Regions from separate parts of the Homo sapiens genome. Here region 2 is linked to region 1. Evidence: chromatin loops called from intact Hi-C (ENCODE). Cell type or tissue: endothelial cell of umbilical vein. All regions are shown on one strand.

Region 1 (2,500 bases):
TTTGCCACAGCTCAAGAAAAGACTGCAGTAAAAAGGAAGAAGTGACACCCTGAAAGCCCTCTGCTTCAAAAACGAAACACAGTTATGGGAAGGAGGTAGCTTGTAATTCAAAGCTTATGAATCTGCTAGTTTAGGGGGAATTTTCCGACCTCATTTATACCTTGCATGGCTTAAGGTTCTGGTCCTGTTTAATCTCTGCAGTTTTTAAATCACTTTTCTAGTTCCCTGTAAATCAACCATATAAAGACAGGAAGATAGGTGGATTTCTGAATGATTGGCCTCAAATCTAGCTTCCCTTTGATAAGCAGCTCACAAAAGATCTGAAATGAGATTCTGATGTTTAACATTGCATAGTTTTGGAATTTTAAATGTGACTGAAATTCATTCTTGGGTATGAGGGTGTTAAATTGTTATTTCATTATTGTTCAAAGCTGCTAGAGTACGTAATGATTAACAAATATAATATTCTCCAACTACGGAATCCAGCTCTCACAGTCAGCAAATGATTGATCACTGTCTGGATAGCAGAAAACAGATTTTAAAACATAGATTGCATTAAATAAAGTACTTAATGAATAATTATTTGTATTACTTCTGGATAAATTGCTTGGAACTCAGAGCTTCCTCTTACTGTGAGAATTAAAAAAGAATTAAATTCCTATACCATTCCACTTAATAGAAACTGCATGCCCACATTTTAATTTATGTATCTATTTCTAAGTAGCAGTGAGGTAAGACTTGTTGCCCACATGTTCAAGGCCTTGAAAACAGGCCCCATGCTCTTCTCATGATCATAGAAAGAAGAAATATCCTTTGCTTGAAAGGAACAGAGCTGGAATCTTAAGGATAAATAAAAACTCAAGAGTAATATAAGTCATTTTATTTCCTTATTTCACTATCACCCAAAATAATCTTTTCCACAACCAGAGCACAGATCCCTAATAATTACATCTTAAGAGAAAAGTCCTAATCCTTTCTGTTTCCAAGCAAACGATTATTTCTCTGCAGTGTTAACTTAGTAGAGTCAATGCTGGTGTTTGCCTTTGGGTCTTAATTTCTTGATGAGGAACACAGCCTAAGTTACTACTTAATTACCTCTATTTTTTCTGGTGCTGTTAGCAGAACAGAAGCAACCAACGATCCCGCAGACGCCCCAGCGAAGGCTTTGACATCCTTCACAAGTTTTTTGCCATGTCTGCAAAGTGCAGATGCTGCCCCCAAGTGGTAAATGCCCAGAAATCCACACGCTGCAAATGATAGGTTGATGTGCTTCATTCTAGCTGTAGCACTGGCAATACAAAAAACAAAAATGCTGTAAGTTGGAATAGTTTATCCCACATACTGTGTAGTCTTATGTTGATCATCGTTCCAAGGCTTTCTTCTAACATCATTCTCTGTTTTAAGCACAGTGGTTTCAATTAATTCTAATTAAACACAAGAATCTTTCAAGGAAACCCTTTCTTTCCCTCCTCACCTTGACCCAAGTCTTATACATTAAAACAAAACAAAACAAAAACATTCCACATTTATTCGGTACATAGATTATGAATCTACGATTTAATTACTTGGCAGGAAACAGACGTATAAATTCCAGTTGACAAGGGCATTTGGTCTTTTCTCTTGACCCTTTGAAACGTTTTGCGGGTGGGGGCGGCACTACCATTATGAAACAGAAAATTATTAGAGACCGTATCAAATTCCAAATGAACAATACATTTGTTCTTGGTAAGTGTATCAGAAGATTTCAAATACAGTTCCCTACTCCCCTTCCCAATTTCTATTGTGAGCACCCATGCTTTTATGAACGCCAATACAATTACTCAGTAACGCAATAAGCAATCACTCAACAATGCAATACATTTCTTTGCCAAGTATCTCAACACAAACTGAGGTCATGCCTGGTGAAGGCAATTTAAGGCTCTATGAAATGTCAGCCACGCCACTTTATACTTGGAACACATCTAAATACAAAATTACATGTTTTCCTATGCCTCAGTGCGCACAATTTGCCCAAGTGAATGAAATTGTGCCTCCACAAGGCTGTCCATTCTGAAGGTCTCAGGGTTTCCTTGGGGGCCCAAGGGCCCCATTCAGGGACCCCAAGATGAGGCACATTACAGGGCCTCGAATTTAGGGACCTAAGACCGCCTGTTCCTGATGCACCCGGCCAGGCCCTGTGAGGGCAGGTGGCTCGGCCGCCGCAGGCTGCGCTGGCGTCCGCGTAGGCTGAGTCCCAGTCATCGATCCGGGGTCAAGCCCCAGTTTTGATTCCACTTCTGCAAATGGGGACGGGAAGGGGGTTGGGTGTGTAGCAACCAGGCGGCCAGGCCCAGCCAGCACAGGCTCAGTGCCCTCCCGCGGCTTGGAGGCCGGCAGGGCCGGGGTGGTCCCCGCATCAGTCCCGCAGGAGCACACCCTTGCTGGGCCCCAGGGCTCCGTACCAATGCAGCCCCGGGACACTTCCGTGTTGAACGAGTCCCTTTAACCAGATGGCGGGGCC
Region 2 (2,500 bases), 730 kb before region 1:
GCATGGTCCCTGCCTGCAGGAAGAGCTCTTTTCGCTGATGGGAGGTGAGTGTGCATGGTGCAAGTCTTTAGGGTGGATGAGGGAAACATAGTTTTAAAAGCCCCTGCAGGGAAGAATCCCTGTTATTTTACACCTGTTCTTGGACATGTCTGGACCACTATGGCACTATGCTATCAGAACACCAGGGGGCACAATATTTGGCCATTCAGAGCATTTATGGTCCCCCATAGCAGCTGGCTCAAAGAAATGGGCAGGAAGATACTTTTGGAGGAGATATTTGGTTCAAATAAGTGTGAAGAGACTCCCAAAGTCAGAGACCCTGGGGCTGGGGATTCCATCCCACCCCATGCTGGCAGTGTGTTCCCAGGAGAACGTTTCACCTCTTCCTGCCTTAGTTTCCTCCTTTGTAAAAAGCGACTTAAAGATGCTGGGCCCGGTGGCTCAGGCCTGTAATCGCGGCACTTTGGGAGGCCGAGGCGGGCAGATCGCCTGAGGTCAGGAGTTTGGGACCAGCCTGGCCAACATGGTAAAACCCCATTTCTACTAAAAATACAAAGATTAGCCCGGCATTGTGCCATGCACCTGTAGTACCAGCTACTTGGGAGGCTGAGGCAGGATAATCGCTTGAACCCCGGGGGCAGAGGTTGCAGTGAGCTGAGATTGTGCCACTGCACTCCAGCCTGGGCTACAGAGCAAGACTCCATCTCAAAAAAAAAAAAAAATAGATGAACGGCAGTTTCATAGGGTGCTTATGAAACGTAAAAGATGACCTCTGTTTTGGGAAAAATGTGGTGAAGACCTGGATGATCCTGCCAGCCAGGGAGATGGGAGCTGAAAGCGGGCTTGCAGGGTGATTTAATGATTTTCAGAAGGCAGCTTCGGGGGTTACGGATGGTAGTAGTTATGTGTCAGGGTAGACTTTGCCCTTCAGAGAGAATTTGGTAAAGTTTGGAGACATTTTTGGTCGTCAGAACTTTGGAGTGGGGTGCATGTAGTGGGTGGAGGCCAGGCGTGCCGCTAACCATCCCACGGTGCACCCACAGTTCCTCACAAATCCGAAATGTCGTGCTGAGGGCGACAAACCCTGCTCACTGCAACAAGAGGCTTTAACTTAATCTTCTCTTTCTTCCTAGAATAGTCAATGGTCTTTTACTTTGAGGGATATGAGTCAGAATAAGAATTAAAGAGAACAAAAGGACAATGACCTTTTAGGATTTTTCTTTCTATTAAATTTAAACCCCATAACAGAGGATTCTCCGTCTGAAAGCAACATCCGTGGAGGCTTAAAGCCTCAGCTTATATTCATTCCTAACACTTAGCAGCTTAACAGATTCATTTTCCATTGTGATTTCTGTAATTTGTTCTTTAAAAGGATTGTGTGTTCCTTTTTCTGTTTCAGAAACAAACTTTTTGGGCATTTTCAAGAATAATTTATTTTCTAAAGTTATTGATAATACACGGGCTGGCATGAATTTCTGACCTCGCTTTCAAAGTCTTTAGCACCAGCTAAGTAGGGTTTTTTGTTGTTGTTGTTGTTGTTGTTTATTTAATTTCTTTGGAAACTGTACATTTTGCAGGGAAATGCTTTAAGTACCTTTTTTTTTTTTCGGTCATTTTAGTCTACGGGAGAGATTGACATTCCCTAGATCCAGCTAGAAGGGCTCTGAAAAAAATGACAGATGCAGTAGCTAATTAAAAATATGCAGCTGAAAGGGTTCATGATTAATTCATGATAAACGAATACAGCATTCATTATCCTTTCCTAATGTTCTCAGATAAAGTGGGAGTGTTGCAGTGGGGGTTAAAATATTTGTTCTAAATATCTAGTAACAGTGTCCATTCTATCTTACTAGCATAAAGCCATCCTCATAGAGGTATTTTAATGTGCTTCACAATTCAGAATTCAGGGTTCTTACATACAGAGTATTAAACTCTCTCCCTCCCATAAATGGATGAAGACTTTGGGGATTGTCAGGAGAACACTTATATTGTCTGTAGTTTTCCTGATTTGTTCTCCTCCAAGGAAAAGGTTTAGTAATAGGAAAATATTATTATTATTTTTTTTGAGACAGACTCTCACTCTGTCGTCCAGGCTGGAAGTGCAGTGGCACAATCTCAGCTCACTGCAACCTCCACCTCCCGGGTCCAAGTGATTCTTCTGCCTCAGCCTCCTGAGTAGCTGGGACTACAGGCAAGCGCCACCACGCCCGGCTAATTTTTGTATTTTTAGTGGAGATGGGGTTTCACCATATTGGCCAGGCTGGTCTCGAACTCCTGACCTCGTGTGGAGGCTGGGATTTTTAAGGACAGTTTGGCGGGCAAGAGGCTAGAGAATGGGAAAGGCTGATTGGCACCATCAGCAAAGAAATCACAGAGTTATCAAAACTGTCGTTGTGTGCCGAGTCAGTTCCTGCATGGGGGTCACTGGTCCAGTGACGTCACTTGTTCCACCAGAATGCAAAATCTGAAAAATATTTTACATACCAGTCTTAGGTTTTAC

Evidence for each region. Hi-C counts contacts between places; a loop is a spot of excess contacts. Peaks named below come from ENCODE experiments on the same cell type or tissue, not always from the same donor. Only the 100,000 strongest peaks of a DNase experiment are listed, where the experiment ranks them.
Region 2: it touches region 1 in a loop (14-fold over the local background); 2 of 110 quality-filtered maps call a loop at or near these places.

What each region holds. Positions count from the first base shown.
Region 1 is chrX:7,924,845-7,927,344 of GRCh38, forward strand. It overlaps PNPLA4 (patatin like domain 4, phospholipase and triacylglycerol lipase), which reads right to left. Exons shown (of 7, transcript NM_004650.3): 1 at 2,442-2,500; 2 at 1,096-1,288. The coding sequence starts at 1,275. Among named protein-coding and RNA genes, the nearest start is that of PNPLA4, 1.3 kb to the right of the region's middle. RefSeq lists a silencer at 1,004-1,298 and enhancers at 1,275-1,324, 1,987-2,216, 2,447-2,500. In endothelial cell of umbilical vein, a CTCF peak has its summit at 1,238 (motif pointing left); a DNase peak (open chromatin) is centred at 1,207; H3K4me3 peaks cover 598 bases; H3K27ac peaks cover 452 bases.
Region 2 is chrX:7,191,857-7,194,356 of GRCh38, forward strand. All of the region lies in intron 2 of STS (steroid sulfatase), which reads left to right. Among named protein-coding and RNA genes, the nearest start is that of PUDP, 45 kb to the left of the region's middle. In endothelial cell of umbilical vein, no CTCF peak of the experiment used is centred here; no DNase peak of the experiment used is centred here.